Regions from separate parts of the Homo sapiens genome. Here region 2 is linked to region 1. Evidence: chromatin loops called from intact Hi-C (ENCODE). Cell type or tissue: endothelial cell of umbilical vein. All regions are shown on one strand.

Evidence for each region. Hi-C counts contacts between places; a loop is a spot of excess contacts. Peaks named below come from ENCODE experiments on the same cell type or tissue, not always from the same donor. Only the 100,000 strongest peaks of a DNase experiment are listed, where the experiment ranks them.
Region 2: a loop joins it to region 1, with 12 times the contacts of the local background. A loop is called at or near these places in 63 of 110 quality-filtered maps.

Annotation. Positions count from the first base shown.
Region 1 is chr10:16,774,574-16,782,573 of GRCh38, forward strand. It overlaps RSU1 (Ras suppressor protein 1), which reads right to left. Exons shown (of 9, transcript NM_012425.4): 3 at 7,461-7,511. Among named protein-coding and RNA genes, the nearest start is that of RSU1, 39 kb to the right of the region's middle. RefSeq lists a silencer at 5,177-5,226. In endothelial cell of umbilical vein, a CTCF peak has its summit at 3,101 (motif pointing left); DNase peaks (open chromatin) are centred at 2,548 and 3,298; H3K27ac peaks cover 2,577 bases.
Region 2 is chr10:15,897,771-15,905,770 of GRCh38, forward strand. No RefSeq gene overlaps it. Among named protein-coding and RNA genes, the nearest start is that of MINDY3, 41 kb to the left of the region's middle. In endothelial cell of umbilical vein, CTCF peaks have their summits at 441 and 4,970 (motif pointing right); a DNase peak (open chromatin) is centred at 5,001.

The sequences.
Region 1 (8,000 bases):
AAACAAACAAAAAAATAGCATCCCTATGTCCACACTGCATGCAAACATACTAGTGTTATCTTCATCCGATTCTGGAGTTTCTAAATCTGAGCTGCATGGACCTCTAAAGAATTCATGGATGAACACAATGGGATCCACAAGCCTCTGCTGGAATTACAACCATCACGTGCACTTCTCTACAGATCAGGGTTGTAGTTTTCACTCTATTATTTAAAAAGATCAGTGACTTAAGAAAAGTTAAGAAGGCTGGGCACAGGGGCTCACAGTGGCCTGTATTTCTGGTACTTTTGGAGGCCAAGGCAGGAGGACCACTTGAGCCCAGGAGTTTGAGTCCAGCCTGGGCAAATTAGCCAGGCGTGGTGGTGCACATCTATCTAGGAGGCTTGCTTGAGCCCAGGAGTTTCAGGTTACAGTGAGCTAGGATTGTGCCACTGTACTCCAACCTGGGTGATAAAAACACTATCTCTAAAAAATAAAAACATAAAAAAAGAGAAGAGATGCTCTACAAGAATGTATGTACCTAAGTATTGCACCTCTTAGTGTATCTCCTCTATCATTCTGCACACATACTCACATGTACACACACATCAAGTGATATAGGAGAGAGGGCATCAACTGAAAATGTACGTATAATATTTTGCTATTAAATCAATTCTGTTTGATAGACATTCTATCATCAATAGCAATAGAAACCTTTTTCAGGATCAGCCCCGCACATGGGCTAATTATGAGTTGGAAAGTGACAGGCTTACACTCCCCCGTCTTATTTTCTCCACAGCCTGCCACCGTTCTGAAGTTCTCACGATTGGGGTGGTTCCATTTAAAAATATATTGTGGAGGAATTAGCACGTTAGCTGGCTTCCGCTTAGCACAAAACAGGACCTCTAGAAAAAGGATTCTAGAACAGGTACATTTTGGTTGGTGGGGCTGACAACAAAAGGAATGGGGGTGGGGGGTGGCCACAGTCTACAAGCTGAGGACAGATTAGATGCCACCGGCAGGACACGTCTTCGACTTCATTCGCTGGCCTTGGCTGCACTGGTTCTGGGTTCCTGGGTCAACAGACCCTCCCATAGCATGATCTCAGGTGCTCACTCACTACAGCCAAAAAATCGCAACACATGCCCAACTGCCAGTGCTTTTTTATGGTAACCTGACTACCGGTACCATCAGATAGATATTGTTTAATTAATAGCTGTTAGACTCAAAGATACTATGCATATTTTTTTAACTCTCATCTTTTAATGATGGCAGAGAAGCAAACTGATAAATGTGCAGTAATTTAAAAAAATAAGTTATTGATCAAAGCCTCTGTATTATAAACACATTTACACTCTGTTAAAATGCGAACAGCAAGTTGTTTTGATATTGTCACAAGATAAATTCATGACACAGAGACCATTTATTTTACATATTCCCCCCTCATGGTTTAATTTCATACAAGCCATGCACAAGAACTTTTGCATAAAGCATGACAAATAATCTATGAAGGAGGGAATAACTACAGACTTAAGAACAGCAAGGTCTGAGAAGAGTGGTGAAGGTCGTCCTCAGGAATTCAGACAGTTAATTCTTCTCAATCATCCCAGCAATCTATTATGTCTGCATAAAAAGGTTTCAATGTATTATGCTTTTTAAAAACTGCTAAATTTTCTTCATTATAATTGGATCTACAAATTTTAAGAATGCAGTATTTTCATGTGAAATATGCTGCTTAATTTGTTTATAATATGACTTATGGTAGATAATCAATGTATACATCTGCATAAAATTTAAAAGTATTAAATTCTATGTACTTAGAATATTATCTTTGATAAATAAATTATTGAAACCACCAAAGAAGGTATCTTAGTATTTCTTGTTTGTTATAATTCTAAATTCATACATAAGCTGTAACTAATAGGAAATAGTGTATATTAAAAAAAAAAAACCCACATTTTGCCATAAAACTTAGGTTTACTACCTGCCTGGCCATTTCCGATGCATTAAATGATGAGATATGGTCACAGTGAAGACCTGAAATTGTAGGCAAAACTGCCAATACCTCAGGAAAAGGTTTTACATGGCAGTTAAAAGTATAAAACTAAACAATTACATTCAGAGACCCACACTTTTGAAAAGTTTTACATAAATGTCGGCTCCTCAATGTTTGCACAGAGCAAAAAGATATCCTTGGTTATTTCTTGCACAAAATGACGAATGTCTAATCCTCAACACACATGGGTCACAAAATTTAAAAAAAAAAAAAAAAACTACTGCCGTATTTAAGCCCATCATTCCTTGGCTCTATGATTGTAAAGATGAGATGGCCATCATTTACTGGACATAAGGTCATATTTTTATTTTTTTTTAATTTTTTTTTTGAGATAGGGTCTTGCCCTGTCACCCAGGCTGGAGTGCAGTAGTAGCTTGCAATGTTTACGTGTGGGTTTTGCTGTTGGAATAAAATTTTTTTAAAACTTAAGGAAAACTTCACTTAAAAACGTAATGCCCAGAGCTTGTTTTATCACTGCTACAGAATGCAATTCATTTCCTGTTGTACATTCATTTCATATTCTCCCCAACACAATGGAATTGAGCAGTATACGAATCAGCATAAATATGCACAAAATACACATTTTCCTGATTTTTACAGTTATTTTTGAATTAAAATCTGGTTACATAAATACTTCAAACTTTCTTCCACAGATTAAAAAAAAAAACTCAAATATGCCCAATACAAAATACTATGGAAAGCAGTATAATTCTTTCAACGTAAGGATATTGGAGGAAGAGAAATGTTTCTAATTTGAGAAAGTAGCCATAATAAACACTAAAAAATGATACGTGAAACTGAATATTTTCATGGTAGGAGAACAAAAAACACAGCATACCTCCTTCTATAAGGATTTACCTTAAATGTGGTAAAAACTGCACTGTGTAAGCAGCAATAGCAACATGCCCTGTGGTGCAGGGCCGGAGAGCCTGCACAAAATTTATTCTCACAACAAAGGTGGTTTCTAATCTTTAGGTACAAAACCTGGAGGAGACATATGTGTCTCAACAGTGACCTCTAGTGGACAAGTCTTAAAATGGTTGTCCCCAAAAGAAACTCCTTTTTAAAAACAAAAAACAAGTAGGAAAGCATTTACAAAGCTCACACTTCCAAAACACCATAAAACCTAGGGATTGGATTAAGGAGCAGACTAAAAAAGACTCAGCTGACAGTGGCTTGAAAGGGAGGGTAACCACAGAGGCCAGGGGCAGGAAGGAAAAGCAAAGAAACACAGGAAGATGACCTTCGGCATTATTGCTGCCTTCCCACGCATCTGAGCGGTCATGAAAACAGTTTCCCTGGCTGCGAGTCCTTTGTGTGCCTGAGTAACACATCACAGCCCATCATTCCTTGGCTCTATGATTGTAAAGATGAGATGGCCATCATTTATTGGACATAAGGTCATATACCTTTTTTTTTTTTTTTTTTTTGAGATAGGGTCTTGCCCTGTCACCCAGGCTGGAGTGCAGTAGTACAATCACAGCTCACTGCAGCCTCAAACTCCTGGGTTGAAGTGATCCTCACACTACAGCCTCCACAGTAGCTGAGATGCCTGGCTCATGTTTTTTTTAAGAGATGGGGTCTTGCTATGTTGCCCAGGCTGAAGGTCATGTATCTTTAGAGCATCACGCTCTACCATGTTTGAAATGAGCACACAACGAGTAAGAAACAGAAGTCTGTGGCAGCCACATCTACTCAAGTCCCTATACCAGTTAATCCCAAAGAAACCATCTGATCCCAATGTTCCCCACTTTCTCTCCAGCCAGCAGTTTCCTCTCTGCCCTTCCCTGTCATTCACATACCTCCTGGGAGCAATGAACACTCGGTTTATACAGGTAATTACTGCGAAGCCACTAAGGGCCCAGTCACAGGCATTCAGGAAGAATATGAAATGATCCATGCTTCCACAAAAGCTGACCATCTATTTGGAGAGAGAAAAAAAACACAAAGGAAGAGAAGGACAGGGAATGCCATGCTAGAGTTAAAGAGTCTACATGCAAGAGAGTTTGGGGAGGAAAGGCTTCAGATGGGCCAGACCAGCCAGGGGGCCCCCAGGGGAGGATGGGGAGAGGCTGGTAGAGAGGAGGAGGGAGGAGGAGAGGCAGGCAAGAGTAGATCCTGGGCCCAGAGGCAGGGCTACGGGGGGACAGAAGATGATCCATCTTCCTAGAGCAGCAAATGGAGAGGAGAGGCTGGCATGGGATGTGGGGCAGATTAGGGCAGTTTCTGAAAGGCAGAGAGGGGCAGTGAGTGCATGAGAGTAAGCCAGCCTTCTGCCAGGTGCGTACTGCATCACAGGCAGGTGCTCAAAGAAAGCATTATTTCCGAAAGGATCTTCAATCTGAAACTCTTCCCATTGGGCCAGGATGGCTTTGCATTCTGACTTTGCCAATGACTTTGTTGCATTCAAAGTTAGTACCTGCCCATTCATAGCAAAAAGGCAGAAGAAAAAAATTCACTTGCAACTATTCTTCCCGTCTCCTTAAACACATCATGCATATATACATATCTAGGAAAGTTGCTACAGACAGATTAAGTCCCCCGCTGACTTCAAAAACCCATCAACGCTGCCCCAAGCTCCCAGGTTTAAATTCAAATAGGGGCACCATAATAGTCTTGGAGCATTAACAGCAATTAGCTTGACAATACATTAATATTTTTATGAACTGCAGTATTTAAAAGTTCAGGAATTTCTGCTCCCAGATTCTTGAGGAATTTCAGAATCACAGATCCCACTTTCAGCTTCCTTGTCGCCTCACTTTTACTGCCCTGGGTAGACATGTCAAGGCCAAAACCACTGGCAAGAAAAGGCAAGTCAACCACGTGCCACACTGTTTCAATAACCCTGTAGATCTTAAGTCAGTGGAGTCAACAGTGTCCCCAAATCAATGTCCCAGTTTGAGTAAACCATTCATTCCTTCCATGAGTACATAAGTGGAAATGTCAGAGAACGGTGTAATTGGCATACTAAGAGAAAAACATGAATACTTTTGCAAGATAAAAGCAGTGCCGGGTGAGGGGGTGGGGGAGTTATCTTTTGAGTCCCTGTGGTTTTAATGTGGCGTTGTCAGCTGGTCCCTATTAAAAACAACAGAAAGTGAAAGACACTGATTACCATAAAAAGTGACAGCAGGGTGTGCCTAGCCACTTACACTTAATGCATATTTATATTTCCATCAAATGGACATATTTACTATAAACACTTGAAAAACCATAGCAAAGTCATTCATTTAAATGCCAGAAAAATAGTAAAGGATGCTAATTTGACCTTACTGAAACAGATCGGGTGTCAGTGACGCTACTCAGGATGGCTTGAAACAGAATTTACCAAGACTATTAATTAGAGTTTACTGGATTAGGTCAAGAGTGTCTCAAATGGAGTGAAGAAAAGGAAAAAAAAACTGGCAAGGCAGAAATATAAAGTTTGGATTCTTTCACAGTCAGTCTCCTGAATGGCCAACACAATGTAACTCCACATATAAATATGCTCCTCTAAATTAACCTAATATTATAATGCCTGGAGGAAGAAACTGATCCATTGACTCCTGAGATTTCTATCTTTGTGAAGATGTAAAAAGAAATAAACTACAGTGATCTGAAAGATGTTTTTAAAGAAGAGATCAATGAATGATATAATAGAAATAAAGGTTTTGCTTTCTTCCTGTTGGAGACAGGGTCTACCTCTGTCGTCCAGGCTGCAGAGCAGGGTCGTCATCATGGCTCACTGCAACCTCGACCTACTGGGCTCAGCCTCTTCAGTAGCTGGGACCACAGGTGCTGGACCCACTATGTCCGGTTAATTTTTTGATTTTTGGTAGAGATGGGGGCCTCAGTATGCTGCCTTGGCTGGTCTCAAACTCCTAGGCTCAAGCAATCCTCCTACCTCAGCCTTCCTAAGTGCTGGGATTACAGGCATCGGTCACTGATCCTGGCCAGTTTTGCTTTCTTGTGTAAACTGGTTTGCACAAGATAAGCAAAACAAGGTATCATTGTTGTAACAATGGTAAGCTTAGCAATTAAGAAATACTTTACTAAACTACACAACAGAACATGTCAGTTATTACTGCTCACAAATCTTGGGGGATTTAGGAATCACGTGGTCCACGCTTCAAAACAGACCATGAATCCCTTCTGAACTGAGAATCTGGTCTCTGTGGACCACGGGACCATTTCCCAGAAAAACAATGGAACCGGCAATAAATTACCTGTTACAACAATGACCACACATGACTTGTAGGTCTCACTTTTGGCTTCTGTGGCCACCACTACTTAAGTGTGACAACTGTGCCGTCACTCTGCCTTTGCCTTACAAATATACGCTTTGGCTAACAACGACTAATCCACTTGTTTCTTGCACATGAGGGGACCCTGCTGCCACTCTTAATTCTCAATAATCAACAGCTCTGTGACATCGCTTCAAGCTGTATATAATGCACATACACACATAAATTCATGACACAAATCCCTCAACATGACATTCTGCTCAATTTCACTGGACTCGGAAAGCTCCTTCACAAATTCTTGCCACATGATTAGAAAATCATTCAAGTCTGCAAGAAAAATGGCAAGCAAAAAGAACTGAGTCATTAGGAATGGGAAAGGAGCGTGGGTCCCTGTCATTAAAATCTTTAAAGCCACAGCTCTACGAAGAAAACGGCCCATCATGCACACAAGATAGTCATATAAAAATAGGCATTCATCTATGCTAAGCAGATACGTCTACTGTGGGGCTCTATGGATACCCAGCAGAATTTTTCTTTTGGGGAAGCCAGACTCAAAAATTTGAAAAATGCAGATGTAAAGGTATATCATGTATACAATTTTGCATCTTTTCCTCCATCAAGCAGGGACAGAAAGTGTATTAAACAGTTAAAACTTTCCCTTTCGAGGAGGAAATATAAATGAAAACAAAGAACTTGTTCTAACAATTTCAAGTTTTCAATGCTTTCAAGTAAGTTTTGCTCATGAAATGCTCACCAATGGTCTGGCAATTCAGGTCAGCATAGCATTTACTATCTCTGAATGGAACCACTTCCAGAGCAACAATGTCATTTTTTTTCTCTTTGGTTTATAAACATGATAAGAAAGAATCTTCAGGCCAGGCGCCACGGTTCATGCCTGTAATCCCAGCCCTTTGGGAGGCCAAGGCAGGACGATCGCTTGAGCCCAGGAGTTCAAGACCAACCTGGGTAACACGGCAAGACCTTGTCTCAAAAAAAAGAAAAGAATCTTCAAAGTAGAGCTAACTACAAAAGGACAAAATACAGGATGACAATATTCTCATCTTAGTGTCACCAAAGTAAACTAAGGTTTCTGCAAATAATCATTCTTCATTAGTTTCTCCCAAGGAAACAGTAACAGACTCAGCAGTGCCATAGGATTACCTAAATGTCAGAAACTGTAACAAATGAGAAACATCACTTACTTGTTAGCTTGTTATGGCTGAGGACCAGTTGTGTGATATGGGATAAGGTAACTAAAAAGAAAAGAAAAAAAAAAAGGTCAGTCAGTAAATGTATCACTGTATCCGGATTCTACCTGTACTCCTACAAAGCAAACGGCAAAGTTATTTTCACAGGTTGAAGCACTATCGCTCACCAAAATAGAAGCTAGGATTCATGTAACACGATCTATTCAATGTTAAACCAAAGGAAGAAAAGGCATGCAACTAACGGTGCAATTAGCTCAGCAAGTTAGAGCTAATCAGATTAATGTCACAGAATCCAACATGACGAGGGCCAGTTAGCTCTGCGTGGCGCCCCGACCTGCTTGCCCAGCCATTAGTGATCCATTTCAATTATCTGTGCCAGTCAGAAAGACCAGCCAAGGGGGCAGAGGTGCACAGGGGCCTTACCTTGTGCTAAAAAATTTTAATTATTATTATTTTTGAAGCCACTTCATCCAAACAGAAACTTTATCTAGCAGAAGGCCGCCAGTGTTATTGCTTCAGCTATGTTCCGTGCCC
Region 2 (8,000 bases), 880 kb before region 1:
AGAGGACTATGTATGTGGAATGGTGTACACCTACGTGATAATTCATGTCAACCATGCACTTACTACAAAATCTCAAATGCTTCCCTACATAAATCAGTTCTGAGACCCAAGAAGCCAACTCATTAAAATTTACTTGAGATTCCTGTAACCTTTTCTCAGGAAGCAACAGCAGGTAAAAAATGTGCAGCTTTTTAAAAAACAAATGTGTGCAAAACTTCAATTCTAGTCTATAAAAAAATCTTTTTTTTTGTGGGTAGTTGAAAAGCCTGGCAGAGGGTGGGTGGGAAAGTCATGAAAGTTTGGAAGGATGACATAGTAGATTATGGTGAATTAGAAATTTGTCACAGAATATCGATGGAAGAGATGCCGGGTTGAGTCAGATTTTCTCAGTGCCGAGATGATGGTTGAGTTAACAAATTAGGTTCCTTTGAAAATTGCACTAATATTTTTGGCCACTAGGTCGTTAGAATTTGCTTCTCCCCAAACAGTAAGGATAATAGTGAGTCAGTCTGCATATGCTGAAGCTGGTATTATACTATTTATTGCTAGTGACATTGTCAATGTCTGGATGGCTGCTGTTTGCAGGAATCTCATGCCATTCCCTTGCTTGATAACTACCAAGGGCTCTGTATCAACTACAGAATACAACCAAATCCCTTAGCATGATGTGCAAGGCCCTCTACCATCTGATATGCTGCTTAGATTTTAGTATCTCGTGCTAGTACCCATCTGGGTCCCATGTCAAGTTTCAGACACATCTCTTATATCTTCAAGAGTTCTCCATTCTTGCACTCACCACAGTAAAGACATATTTATAAGTCAATCTCCTTGGGGGCAGGGACTATGGTTTATTAATCTTTGTAGTAATCGCATCTGGTACATGGAGTGCTATAGATGTTTGTTAAATTAATAAGTATATGTTCTATCTTCTTCTCTCTTTTTTTTTTTTTTTTTGAGACGAAGTTTCACTCTTGTTGCCCAGGCTGGAGTGCAATGGTATGATCCCGGCTCACCACAACTTCTGCCTCCCAGGTTCAAGCAATTCTTCTGCCTCAACCTCCCAAGTAGCTGGGATTACAGGCATGTGCCACCATGCCCGGCTAATTTATGTATTTTTGGTAGAGACGTGGTTTCTCCATGTTGGTCAGGCTGGTCTCGAACTCCTGATCTCAGGTGATCCGCCCGCCTCAGCCTCCGAAAGTGCTGGGATTACAGGTGTGAGCCACTGCACCTGGCCATGTTCTATCTTCTTTTAATATATAGCATAACTACCAACTAAGTAACACACTTGGCATGCAGTAGGCAGAATTCTAGAGAAGACCCCAATAGTCCTTACCTTTGTGTAATTCTATTCCATTTGAGTGCCGTGGAAAATATGCATATGATGAGATACCACTCCCATGATTATAAATTCTATTATATTATACGGCAAAAAGGGAGAAAATCTAATTACATGAACCCCTTTAAAAGCCAAGTTTTAATGGACTGGTGAAACGAATCAGGGATCCAAAGCTTGGAAAGGGATTTGATGCATCTTTGCTGGTTTCAAAGATGGATGGGACCACTCCCAGCTCCTAGAGGCCAAGGAATGCAGGTGGCCTCTAGGAGCTGAGAGTGGCTTCCAGCTGATAGCCAGCAAGGAAACGGGGACCTCCACTTCTGCCAACAATCTGGATGAGTTTAGACGTGGATTCTTCCATATACTCCAAATAATAGACCAACCGGCTGATACCGTGGTTTCGGTACTGGGAGACCCTATGAAAAGAATCCAGCCATGAATGAGTCAGGTCATCCTAGAGTTCTTACTTACCTACCTGGCTGTGATATAACAAATTAATATTGCTTAAAGCCACAACGTTTGTAGCAATTTGCTTTGTAGCAATGAACAACTGGTATACCTAGTGTGCAACTTCATCAGATAAATTGTGTGTGTGTGATGTGTGTGTGTGTATATATATATTCTGCTGTTTTTGTTTCATTAATAGATAATAGGTGCTCTCAAATCAAATTGATGCTTGCTAATTAAATCAGAGTACTTAGTCTAAGGTGGTTTGTTCATTTCAAACAATGTAGCGAACTGTTATTGGGTATCTGCCATGTCTCATGTACTATGCTGTGTCCTGGCTGAAATTCAATCCTGAATATAATATACACAAAATAGCTTGATGTTCTGGATCACAATGGCTGAGACATAATTGCAGACACAAACCTTATGTCAAAGAAGTGAATATAATAGTCTTAGAGTTTGAATATTTAGGGGTTTTCTGCTATAACAAGTAAATTTACTTTCTAATAAATATTCCAATTTTATGTTTGGTTCTTTGTCAAATATACCTGACATTTTTGGATAATATCCTTTTTCTCTTATGTATTTTTAGGTACTTTGCCCCAGAAGAATGTTTGCTAACTTGTATTTAGCTTTTCTAGTGCTTTAGTGTTGGTGTCGTCAGGTTAATTTGTCAGTCATATGGCTAGAAATTAAATTCTTTAGGTTGTTTGGAATTGCTAAAGTAACTATATGGTATGTAAGGCATTCTTCTATTGAAGTAATACATATACCTTAAAGAATTGTACTTTTGCAGCCTGAAAACATAAACAAATTCAAAATGCTGATGTAAAACCTCCTTAATGCCCTTAAACCAGAGATGGTAGACAGCAGTATAATGATGATTGTCCATGATTATGGTCAATTTTTCAAGTATTTATCCAGAGTTTTACATATGAAACAAAAGCTCAACATCTCTGATCATTAGAGAAATGCAAATCAAACCACAGTGAAATACCATCTCATGCCAGTCAGAATTCCTATTATTAAAAAGTCAAAACTAACAGATGCGGGTGAGGTTGTAGAGAAAAAGGAACACTTTTACACTGTTGGTGGGAGTGCAAATTAGTTCAACCATTATGGAAGACAGTGTGACAATTCCTCAAAGACCTGGAGGTAGAAATATCATTTGACCCAGGAATCCCATTACTGGGTATATAATACCCTAAGCAATATAAATCATTCTATTATGAAGATACATGCCCATGCATGTTCACTGCGGCACTATTCACAATAGCAAAGACATGGAATCAACCTAAATACCCATCAATGATAGACTGGATAAAGAAAATATGGTACATATACATCATGGAATACTATGCAGCCATAAAAAGGAATGAGATCATGTCCTTTGCAGGGACATGGATGGAGCTAGAAGCCATTATCCTCAGCAAACTAATGTAGGGATAGAAAAACAAACACCACATATTCTCACTGATAAGTGGGAGTTGAACCATGAGAACACATGGACATATGGCAGGGAACAACACACACTGGGGCCTGCTGCAGTGTGGAGGGGGGAAGAGCATTAGGAAGAATAGCTAATGGATGCTGGACTTAATACCTAGGTGATGGGATAATCTATGCAGCAAACCACCATGGCACATGTTTACCTTTGTAACAAACCTGCACATCATGCACATGTAACCCCAAACTCAAAAGGTGAAGAAAAAAAGAAGAAAAACAGTTTTAGTGTATGCTGAATTATGACAGATCCCATTGCACATACAGAAGACTAAAATAAAGTATCTGAACATGGTAGCTGAGGAGCCAAGCACTACTTTAATATATACAGAGCTGGCCACAGAGTAGGCTAGCCAGGCAACTGCTGTGTCTCAGTCTGGAGGGCATGCCAAATATCAGTAGAAAAATAACAAGACCGAGAAGATCCTATAAACAAATCATTTCTGAGAGTATGCACTATGTGTGTCTGGAATGAATGTTTTCAAGTAGCTTCTTGAGGGTGAGGAAGAGGGTGGTGAGACCCTTAGAGATACGCCATACTGTAGGGCTTGTGTTTTAGGGAGTGAAGTAGGAAGGTCTTCGAAACAGTAGGGTAGTGACTGTGCTCTGTGGTCCCTGCCCTATGTGCTTCCTCATACCCCATGAATCTCTTCTGGATTAACATGTAACTAACATGAATTAGAAAGGTACCAAATTATTAACCTTCCAGGGGGTCCTACACATGTATTGGCTCAGAAATTGACAAGAAAACAGTAAATACAACATGACATAGAGGAGCAAGTCTAAAACATAATGAATATGAAGGATTTAGAGAGTTAAGACATGGTAGGTGGTAGCTGCACAGTACAGTAGATGTGGAGACTTGAGGTAGACCCTGAAAAGAGAGGAGAAGTTACATTTTCCTGTAGGGGTGATTTTTTTTTTTCAGGGAGACCCATGGCAGAGCGGGGAACAATGAGGAGGAACCCTCGCTGGAATCCAGGCTTTGGACAGGAATGTGAGCAGGTGAGTCAAGACCAGCTGGCGGAGAGATTAAATTCCTGCCAGAGAGAGATTTCAGAGTTGATCTAACAGACAATAGGGAGTGATTTGCTTTTGTTAAACAGGTGGTGCTGATTAATTGAGGGTACCCAGGAGTCAATCAGCAAGTTAGCAGCTGAAGAAGTTTAGTGTACTGAAGAGTATTTCCTTTGGAGAAATGCTCCCAAAGTGGTCCAATAAGAACCACTCGGGGCCAATTGTTTCAACTGAAGATTGCTAAGCCGCTCTTGCAGTGCTCATTTCCATGGGTTTGGGATGAAAGCAGTATTTCTACAGGCTCACAGAGTAAGTCTTATTTACACATAGTTCTTTTATAGGTAGTTAGAAAATGTATTTTATAACAGACTTAGTGTTTGCCATCTGGGGACTTTTGGTCAGATTAGACAGAAAAGAACCCTAATCTTGGTGAGGAAAGCAAGAACTTGAGTGAGCTTCATTTGAACAATCTAACATTTTCCATTTAATGGCTTTAAAGGAATCCCCCAACTTTTGGAGTGTTTTGTATTATTAATTCGTTTCTGAATTGCAGTATTTATAAAAAGACTTGTGCAGCTTAAAATAAGACATTCCACAAAACTGCCAATATTACTAAATGGTTTCTAATGAAATATCCAGTCTGTCCAACCACTGTATTTTGGTATCAACGGAGGATTTTTCTCCTTTTGACCAGTAGAGGGGGCTATAACTCTTGATATAAATAGCTGTTTTTCCTAGACAGAAATTACATCACCGAGCCGTACTGTTGAACTATTGTACCCTTGAATTTACAATTAATATACTAGAACTATAATGTGGTGCATATTTTTTTTTTTTTTTTTGAGACGGAGTCTCGCTCTGTCGCCCAGGCCGGACTGCGGACTGCAGTGGCGCAATCTCGGCTCACTGCAAGCTCCGCTTCCCGGGTTCACGCCATTCTCCTGCCTCAGCCTCCCGAGTAGCTGGGACTACAGGCGCCCGGCATATTTTTCATACTTTATCACTTTAGACTTACCTACATTATTTATGGTACCGCTTGTTTTATATCTCCCAGTATAAACTTCTTTGCCAGCCCAAATGGACCACAATTATGAGGATAAATGTGGCTCTTTTCTTGAGTCCAACATTACTTCTGCCTTCCCCCTTTTCTGGAACTCCAGTGGTTACCATTTGTCTGAATATAACTTGCTTGCTTGAAACCCAGTTCAGAAACAACTCTTTAATAAATCCTTCTCTTATCTTCCACTTCTCAATTTGCATAGCATGATTAAACTACTATTTTATTGATGATGATTGATTGATTGATTGAAAGGGAGTCTCACTCTGTCACCCAGGATGGAGTGCAGTAGCGCAATCTCGGCTCACTGCAACCTCCGCCTCCCGGGTTCAAGCAATTCTCCTGCCTCAGCCTCCAGAGTAGTTGGGATTACAGGCATGAGCCACCACGCTCAGCTAATTTTTGTATTTTTAGTAGAGATAGCGTTTCACCACGTTGGCCAGGCTGGTCTCGAACTCCTGACTTCAAGTAATCTGCTCACCTGGGCCTCCCAAAGTGCTGGGATTACAGGTGTGAGCCACCACGCCTAGCTTAAGCTCCTATTTTCTAGTGCTTAATACAACTGTTTATTTTATCTTTATTAAATACATCATGATTTTTATTATTCTTCTATTAGATCATAACTAAATTTCCAGAAAAAATATGAAATGCCCTGTTAAGTTTGAATTTCAGATGAACTAAATTTTTTTTGCTGTTGTTGTTTGTTTGTTTGAGACAGTCTTGCTCTGTTGCCCAGACTGGAGTGCAGTGGCACAATCTTGGCTCCTTGCAAGCTCCACCTCCCGGGTTCATGCCACTAAATGTTTTTTAGTATAACTAAATCCCATAAAATATTTGAAACATGCTGACACTAAAAAGAATTTATCTAGAATTCACATTAACCAAAAATTTAATATTTTTATTTGCTAAACCTGGCAACCTTAATTATAAACACTTTGATTGTTGAGTCTTTGTCTTGTTCACATTCATGACGACAGAGCATAGTGTCAATTTATAGTAGTTGCTCAATAAATGAAAGGGTCAAGATGTAATATGTGGCCAAGTGATTGTAGACTGAGAATGAGCATTATTACTTTGAATAACTGCTTTTAAATGATCTGCACTAGTATTACATTAATGTGTTCACAGTGAATTATTATTCATTCTAAAAAAGAAATAGTTGTAAGGAAAAACTTTGTGCTAAGTAGAAATTTAAGGATTTAAAAATAAAAATTGGAGGGAACATTTGAAAGATATTTAAGTGTCTTAAAATATCTCTTTGAGTTGTTAAGAAACATGATGTGATTAAGAAAAGTCTCCTGCCAAATGAATCCCTTACGAGAAAAAAATGTATGATTTTAAAAGATGCATTATGTGTTGAATCAAGACATAAATTATAAAGAGATGGTACCAGTACTATTCATTGTTTAGAATAATGAGCTTGTTCCCATACTTGGACTTGAAATGGAAAGAAAAAGTGCTGTACAGGTGCTATACAATCAGGGGTAGTACCCTGATTGAATAAATGTATTTTGTATACTTAATCTAAAATATTTATAAGTCTAGCTACCTTAAACCAAATCTTGGGCATCTCTCCACAAGTCGCTGAGGCATTGGGAAAGATTTAGAAAAGAACAAACATTTATAATTAACCTCTATCAACAGGTAAATTCTGCACAGTCTGTAAAACCTTCCTCTGACAGTTAGAAGTCTTATGTTGGGTGATCTTATGACCAAGTTCCATTATAGTCAGCATGACAAGACATTGGTATGTAGAGAGATGAAATTATACTGACATAGCCAATTTAAAAGAATAGCAGTCTAAAGCAGAGGATACACACACATTTGCACACACATACACATCTGTGTGCACATGCACACACACCAGGATAATCACAGGCGACTGAAAGTTGAAAGCAATTTGAATCTCATTAGCAACAAGGAAATACAATTTATAACAGCGAGATACAATTCTTCACCTATTTGCTAAAATAAAAAAAAAGCTACTACTCAATACTGGCAGCACATCACACACTGTTGGTGGGAGTAAAAATTGGTATACTCCTTCTAGAAAGTATCTTGGTTTTTTATATATATATATATATATGTATTACAGACGTTAAAAACTTCATATACTTTACCTAGTAAGAGGCTTTTTATAAATTCTCAGGAAGGAAACATACAGAAACTCATATAAAGGAATATGTGCAGATAATCTCATTACATTTGGAGGAAGGAGGGGATATTCATCGTTCTTGGTGGCAAGCTAGAGCAGCTCCCTTTGCTGGTCCGCTTCTTGGGGGACAGGCACTATTGGCCCAAGATTTGCTTTATCACATAGGACCAACCTTTTATTTCTGGCCCTGCTATTGTCTCTTGTTGAGACCTCTCTCCCCCCGCCACCACCCTAATCCCCAGCTCTCTGCACAGAAGGCCTTATGACGTCCTAGTGTTTTGCAAAAGAGTAGAGTTGGAGGCCTTGCTCTGCTGTTATTCCTGAGGCCTGGAAAGACAGGCCTGTTTACATCCACCCCTTTTCCAGGTACATTTCTGGAATTTGTCATTTTCATGTAAATATTTAAATGTTTAATGAAAACAAGTGGCTGTATAGTTGGCTATTAATATTTATTAAATAATATTTCCTTAATGATTTGAAGT